Linked DNA regions of Homo sapiens: region 1 is linked to region 2. Evidence: read pairs that join two places in POLR2A ChIA-PET (ENCODE). Cell type or tissue: A673. All regions are shown on one strand.

The links. ChIA-PET counts read pairs that join two places held together with the same protein. Peaks named below come from ENCODE experiments on the same cell type or tissue, not always from the same donor. Only the 100,000 strongest peaks of a DNase experiment are listed, where the experiment ranks them.
Region 1: POLR2A ChIA-PET joins it to region 2 with 6 read pairs; 1 of 35 experiments calls an interaction of 5 or more read pairs at or near these places.

Annotation. Positions count from the first base shown.
Region 1 is chr2:119,216,576-119,220,575 of GRCh38, reverse strand. No RefSeq gene overlaps it. Among named protein-coding and RNA genes, the nearest start is that of STEAP3, 5.3 kb to the left of the region's middle. RefSeq lists a silencer at 1,409-1,703 and enhancers at 1,912-2,508, 1,879-3,078. In A673, a CTCF peak has its summit at 1,615; a DNase peak (open chromatin) is centred at 1,625.
Region 2 is chr2:119,734,670-119,738,669 of GRCh38, reverse strand. The region is part of intron 1 of LOC101927764 (a long non-coding RNA gene); the gene reads left to right. Among named protein-coding and RNA genes, the nearest start is that of PTPN4, 23 kb to the left of the region's middle. In A673, no CTCF peak of the experiment used is centred here; a DNase peak (open chromatin) is centred at 2,459; H3K27ac peaks cover 1,234 bases.

The sequences.
Region 1 (4,000 bases), 520 kb after region 2:
TCCCCACTAGACCAGGTGCTGCAGGACTCCTCCAAGTTCTGGAGCACAGGAAGCTCTTTCCTATGTAAGGCTGCATTCAGGGCAAATGGAGGCATTGTCTTTGCCATCACAATGACCTGATGGGTGGAGGCACATCAGCAGCAGTCAGAGCTGAGGCAGGGCAGGTAGTGGGAGAGGGCACTGAGCGGGGAGGCCAGCTGACAAAGGGGTGCTGGAGCCTGGGACTGAACCTCACAGATTCTGCTTTCCATGGCCCATGATGGTGACCCAATATTGTACAGCATTATAAAGTGTGGCTTACAGGGCATTAGGACACCCCCCCCTCCACATACACACACGAAATGTCCCTGCACCCCAGAATTTGGAATTCTACTGGAGCATAAGGTTGTCCTCCTTCCAGTCTTCTCTCGAAACATGAGCCCTCCAGAGAGGAAGCACTGTCTGAGCTCTGTGTCATGAGAATCTGTGTATCTGCAGGGAGATGTAACTGTGGCCAGCGCAAGAGTATGGAGTAGCTTCCAAAGGAAGTTGCTTTTTATTTGTTTATTTTGGCTCAAGGGAGCATTGATAAAGGCAGTTGCTGAAGGAAGAGTGGATAAAAGATGCCAGGGTGGAGGGTGGGTGGGGGAGCAGGACCAACCATCTTTCTGAGGGAGCTTCCTGGCGCGTAGTAGGTACTTAAACTTTTGTGTATGATCAACGGTCTTGGCTTGTGACTAGACCAAGATCGCCAACCAGAATGGAGGGAGGCTGACCCAGCACATCCCGGAAGCATTTACAGAGCCAAGGAAGAGATTCTTCTTGCCCGTCTATGATAACATTGCATTGCCTTTCAGCTGGGGGCGATTAGAAAGGCACTCACTACTAGATCATGGGAGATGCCTGGGTTTTAACCCCTTGCTGCTCGGAAGGTGGTGATCATGATGGCCTGGGAGGGTTTTAGAATGGCAGAGTGTCAGGCCACCCCAAAGCTCCCAAATTAGAATGGCATTTTAACAAGACCCCCTAGGAGGTTGTATACGTGTTTAAGTTTGAGAAGCGCTGGTCTACATTACAACTGAGGAAACTCACTACTCCCTGAACACCTGCATCAAGGTAGATTCACAGAAACCTAGAACTGGATGACACTTCCCCTCACCAGGGTGCATGACAATATCATACTTTTTGCTTGCTAAAAAGTCCTTGTGAGGCAAATAGTCTGATAATCTTCTGAATTTCTACAAATATGGAAAAATAACTCTACCCTTTTCAACATCAGTGCCTATTACACAAAGCTCCAAGAAAAAAAAAATCATGATTAATATTTTTACTCTTTTCCCATAACTGATCATATTTCCCCTTTTACTGTGGTAGCCAGGATACTCAGGCACATGTTCACGACTATATCGTCCTTATTAAATATATTTAAATGCTACTTTCTTTCCCCCAGTCCATGATTTTTTTGTCTGATTTACTACTAGCCTTATTGCTAAGCTTTTCGAGGTAAGCCGTCCCAAGCAGCCTTTGGAAAAAGTCAACCGCGTAAGCAAAATAAATAGGAAACTTCTGTGCACTCCAGTAAGGGAGTCCTCTTTCCCCTTGACTGCTGTCACCTTTCGTGGTCGTGGCACGTCCTCTGCTGGATTTTTGAGCCAAGGACAGAGGGTTTGGGAGAAGGAGGCCTCCTTGGACTTCTGCCAGGAGTTACTGAGAAAAGAAAACCCAACCAGCTGGGGGGCCAGTTGGGGGGAAATCTGCACAGGATGTTCACACTGTGCCCCTCCCTGCTTCTTTCCTGACCCCCAGAGCTCACCTCAACACATCTGGAGTGTAGGGTGTTGTCTGCCCTGTCAGACCACTCTCCACACACAGCCTGGGGCAGGAACAATGGGACAGGTGGCTGGTGCTCACTCAGCACAGCAGGGGTGGTGGAAAGACACATGTCAGCTGAGGCTTGGCTTCAGGGCAGGCAAGTCACAGCCAAGTCACAGCCCAGCCCAGCATAGGCAAGGTGTAAAAGTCACTGGCCTCAAGGTCATACGCAAACACACTGTGATCAGAAGTGGAGGTAAATACACCCCACAGGGCTGGGATATGTTCTGGCATGCCCAATTCTGTTTCCTTGGTCTTGGCCTTCAAGGGGAGGGAAGGGAAAGGAAAGAGAGTTTGCTGAAGTCCCACCTGGGGCAGGCATCGTGCTACATTGAGGTCAGCCCCCTTCAATCCCCACTGAGACCCTGCAGAATGGGTGGGATCAGCCCCATTTTTCAGATGAAGAAGTGACTTTTTTAGTATCATGCAGTGAGGAAATGGCAGATCCGGGATTTGGACCAGGTCTGCCTGACTCTCAGATCTTCCACTACCTTTGACCCGCTAGGTGGAGGGCTCCTGTGAGCTGTGGCCTACACACCTGTGGTGATCCCTCAGTACTGAGGACCAGGACCAGCTTAGTGTGAGGGCCCAGCAGGGGCAGTCCATGCAGGGAGATGAACCTGGGGGATTTTCTCCCAAACACTCCTCACAGAGCTCCCTGGCCTGCCTAGGCAAGATCCTACCAGCCATCCCCAATCACTGGTTGTGTCTACCTGAGATCTGCACAGCTCGGATGCAGGTCTGTGGAATATCAGGCATGTCACTGAGAGTCTGGTTCTGTGTGGTGTACTACCTGATTTCATGGACACACACACAGAAGGCCATCGTCTCAGAGCCATCTTTAGGCGTTTGCTGGTTACGGCAGCCTGGGAGAAGCCAAGTCACTGCAAGAAAAGGTAAGGGAGATAATGGCTCGAGACCCTCCCTCAAAGGTCTAGGGGCACAGCTACCCAGGTTTGGGGCCTCCAGGGAAGAGGGGAGATGAGACCTTGGCTTCTGGAGGCTTCCATAGGGTAAAGGAACATGCGCAGGCTTTGAAACCACACGGACCTGGTTCAAATTTCACATCTCCGCTAAGTCTCCATTTCCTCCACTGTAAAATGAGTGTATAGACCTCTTAACAGGTTGTAAGAATTAAGTTCCCAGGAAAGTGCTGGGCACTTAGTAGGTGTTCATTAAAAGGCTGTCAGATAATCTGAAAGGAAAAGAAACGGTGTTCAGAGAGGAAGGGAAATACTGAAGAAGACAGTTCCCAAAGGAAATTTACCTCCAGGCAGGCTCTGCTCCACCCCCTTGGAAAAGGTCTTCTTCCTTATCCTGTGTGATGATCTAAACCCTCCTTTTCTCTGAGAGGCTCTCAGGGAACTTGCTGTCCTCTGGCCTCCCCCTCTCCCACAGCGAGGAACCCCAGGTGGGCAAAAGACGCCAGTGGCCCCTCCTCCTCTTTCTCCTTTTCTCACATGAACAGTAGGTGTTGTTGGCACCCTGGTCTGGGAATCAGGAAACCTGGCCATGCCCCACCCCCATGGCTGGCTGATTCATAAAATCTCTTCTTGTTGGACCTCGCACTCCTGCCAGCTTGAGGTATCTGAGATCTTGGTGTTGGAAACTTCCACTGCTACTCTGAGAGTTGCTAGGAACAGGCCCTGCCTTGTGCAAGGGCAGAGGTGCCCTGAGAGGCGCTTCGGGAGATGGGGCTGGGGAGGGAGGAGGCAGATGATGAGAGGCCTGATTTGCCTTTGGTGAGAAGTGAGGCTTTATCATGCTGGCGGTGGGAGCCCAGAAAGATTTTAGGAGGTATGCATCTCTGTGTGATCATAATAGCTAATATGTTTTTGAGTGCTTGCTACATCCCAGATGCTGTTCTAAGAAGCATTTTGACTGTATTAACTCATCTGATCGTCATAATACATTTTCCGTTTTTGAATTTGGAAACTGAGACACAGGAGGTTAAGTCACCTGTCTGATGTGACATATCTCAGAAAGTGGCAGAGCCAGGATTCAGACCCCTGGTTCTGTTTTGGTTCCACCTCCTACTACTACATCTCTGTTGTCTGGACGCCCTTATTCATCTCTGAAAAGACTTTCTCCCTGGTAGCCATAGGGAGAGTGGACCAACAAAGGAAGATGCCAGGCTGGGATGAGCTTA
Region 2 (4,000 bases):
CCGGCTAATTTTTTGTATTTCTTAATAGAGACGGGGTTTCACAGTGTTAGCCAGGATGGTCTCGATCTCCTGACCTCGTGATCCGCCCGCCTGGGCCTCCCAAAGTGCTGGGATTACAGGTGTGAGCCACCGTGCCCTGCCAGGACACTGACTCTTTAGCCAGGTCTATGGGGATGAGGGGAATGTAGATACCAGTTGTGTGTGAAGCTCCTCAGAATTGACTCAAGTGTATCATTTAGAACTGTACAGAAAAATTACTTTTTTGAGAAAGACTCAAAATTACTAAAATGGAACTTCTTTCTTTCCAAAATGTGAGAGCAAAGTACTGTCAGACCGACCTCCACCCTGGTTTTCCCCACCCTCTCTTAACATCATTTAGAGGTTTGTTTTTTACTCTTCCTTCCCCCATTCATGTCTTTCCTGGCTCTTTTGGGAATAACGTAATTTGGAGTGGGATGTTTTTTCTTTCCCTTTTGGTCTGTGCAAGTGGTCTGCGGGTTTATTTTATTCCAGATGTTTCTCCCCAACCTGCCTTTTGAAAGAAACCCAGAATTATTTTTAAACAGAATTTGGAGGCTTCCAAATACAACAAATATTCAAACTGCCTGTGGGTTCCTACATTACAAGTCCTTGCTTTGTGGTGGGGAGAACAGAGGCTATGGAGCCAATGGTTCTGGGGACATAGGGGGCCTCGGAGGCCTGCTCCGTGGGCCTGAACTGCCTTCTCTTGCTTTCTCTTCTCCGCTTCCTGGGCATCAACCCAAGTGCCCTCTGGCTGCCCCCTGAGATGCCTACCTGAGGAACCCACTTCTATCCCAGGAAACACACTGCTTAGCTCTTCTGCTGAATTTTGCCAGCACCTCTTTCTCCCCAGAAGCTAACCTGACAGAGAGATTCATATTAAGATAACACCATAACACTTCATACATTACCTCCTTTCCCACTTCCTACATTACCAGGGACCCTCAATGCCTTGACCCGGTGGTTTTCAACTCTGGCCGCACACTAGAATCATCAGAAGAACTTACTGAGATATGGATGTTTGAGCCCCACCCACCCAGGTCTGAGGGCTAATGCTCTGGAAACTGGAAACCGGATTAAAAAAAATAGTTTCTACTTTTAATTATAAAGGTAACCTGTATTCATCGTTCTTGTTATTGCCATTAAGGTAAACATTACAGAAATGTTTTAAGCAAAAAGCAAAAATATCCCCTCCCTCCTTGATATTCCAGTCCTGCTCTTCAGGAGCAAACACTGTTAATGGTTTCATGTGTCTCCTTTTGGAAGTTGTCTATGTATTTTGCTAAATCATATATGTTTATTTTTTACACCTATGTGATCAAATTATCACACTTTTGCATCCCCAATGAACCTTGGAGAACTTTCCACATCACTACAAACTGAGCGATCTCATTCTCCCTGAGGCTTACATCACTTTGCTGCTGTGGGGGGCCACAGCTCTCTGATTGACTAGGAAGCTCAGGCTGCTGGGGAGGATCGGCTGGAGAGGAGGCCCCTTCACAGGGGAAGGTGGTCAGCTGTCTCTAACATCTCCCCTAACTTCCAGAGCCTCTTAAGAAAATGCATTTTGGAGAAGGAAAGCTTTTCCCTAAATTGTACTCAGAGTGTAGGCTGATTGTGTGAAAATGCCTCGATAGAAACTTTAGGTCTTCTGTTGAATTTCTTCAGCATCCCTTTTCCCTAGGGGCTAATGGGAATGACTGTCTATAAGCTAAAACCATAGCACTGAGATAACGCCACAGCCTATCACTCCTCCCAGGTGATACATGTACGACAGCCTGTGTAAACTGCAGAAAAACACATACTTTGAAGAAGAACTTCAAGTACATCCTGGCCCTCAAATGCTTTATTTAAGTATGGGCCTCAGGAACACTCTAGAGGACCTTGGGAGGAGAGGTTTACCTGGATAGTTCCCCAGTAGAAACACAGGAAAGAGTGGGTATATCTCAGGGTGATGGTTTTGAGAATGAATCAGTGACTTCACAGAGATGACAAGACTGGCATAACATGCAATTTGATTTCTTACTTAAACTAATGTCTAGTTTCCCACTGTGTAAGAGCGGTTCCCCTCTGACTTTTTGGACTGTGTTCACCACCCTTTTCCGAAGGGTGAAGGTAAAGAGAAAGCCTCCCTGTAGTCTGGCTCTGTCACTGCCTTGCATGTGATGTTTCCTAAGTCTTGCAACCTAACTGGGAACCAGTCTCCTTATCTAGGAAATGAGGCCAGTACAATAGATGATTTTCTTTTATAAAACCCAGGCGGGTCTGAAGGTCAGATGATTTTTAAGGTCCTTCCTGGCTTTAAAATTCTAGGTTTCATGACTATGACCACCCACAAACCATACAGGAATTTTTTTTTTAAGCCACAGCTGAATTTAGTTCTTTGGAAAAGAGGCGGTGGAATCGCATTACCCAGCTGGGTGCTTCCTATTTAATCTGCTGTTTTCCTGACTCGTGTAGCTCTTTTCCTCCCAAAGCTTTCTGTGAGCCTGTAGCTTGACAGCATCTAGCCTTGATGGTTTGAGCTTTCTTTTTTCCGTGATTACCACCACCCTGCCACCTATCTCACTAGGATATCATCCAATTTAATGCATTGTAATAATAATTATGTCTTATATGTACATAAGCTTTAACAGTGCACCAAGAACGGTATTTTAGAAAGCACATGGGTTTTTTAGCAAGACATTGTCAGAGTTTGAATTCTGCCTTGTAGCAGCTGCAAATTTGGTTGCAAACACAAACTGTTTCTGGTTAACTTTAGCAGAGAAGGAATTTACGTGAGGAGCAGTGGGAAGCGCATGGCATCATGGGGCCGCTGGGAGGCCTTGGCGGGGGCAAGACGTAGAGGAGGACAGGCACAGTCCAGAGGCCACCTTGAGAGCCACCGACTTGGGAGGGGCACTTGTCACTGCTGTTCACAGCCACCTCATCTAATCCCTAAATGACCATGTGCTTTGGCTTGTCTGCCTAAAGGGTGAAACCTTTAAGCAACTAGAGAGCGGAAAGCTTCCCCTTCAGCTTGGTTTCTGTACTGGGCAATGGAATCTTCTGTAGCGGGCAAATGGAACACTTACCCTGATGTTCCTCCCAAATAAGAAGTACTGTATATCCACAAGTGGACATCCAATACAAAGAAAAAGAACCTTGATGCTAACCTGACATCATATACAAAGATTAACTCAGGTTGGACCATAGACCTAAATATAAGATTGAAAACTGCACAACTTCTGCAAGAAAGCATAGAATAAGTATACCTAGATGCTAAGCAGCCAGAATGACCAATGTCCACCACAGGGTTCCACCACCTACTACTACTAGCTGTGTGACTTGGTCAAATGAGGACAATCCCTGTCTCCAGGCAGCTGGGTGGATCCAGTGGCAACCTGAATAAACCCCTCAGCCTGGGCCCTGCCCTCTGCGTAGGGATGTTCTCCTGAACTAACCTGCAGCGTGGACATTCCCGAGCATGACCCAGCCTCCAGGTGTCCCTCTGTCAGGAGGTGGGGGTGCATTCCGAGAGGGGACAGACCATTTTGACACCTCTTGTCTTTTGCAGCTTTGAGAGCCCTGAGATTCAGCCCCTGCTTGGGACATAGTGGCTATAGGGAGAGTCTTCTCAGGCAGTGAACCGAGAAAGAAGGTTGCATGGGGTCCTCCTGAGACACACCTAGGCACTCTGAAAAATATTTCAGTGAAACTTCTATGGGGAAGTGCTGGAGGCCTGTGTCAGCAGGTGGGAGGCCCCAGTGACATCTGTTAATGTGGATTCATTTGTCCCTCTGGTGCTGGGCCTGAGCAAATTTGGGATGCACATACATCCTTTCATTGGATTCTTGTTATATCCCTTTGAGGTCAGCATAGCAAGTACTGTAGACTCATTTTTTTTTTTTTCTGCAGAGGAAGAAACTGAGGCTAAAGAACAAAAACTTGCTGAAGGTCACTCAGCTTGGGCTGTGGGACTTGTTTTCCTGCCCCGAGC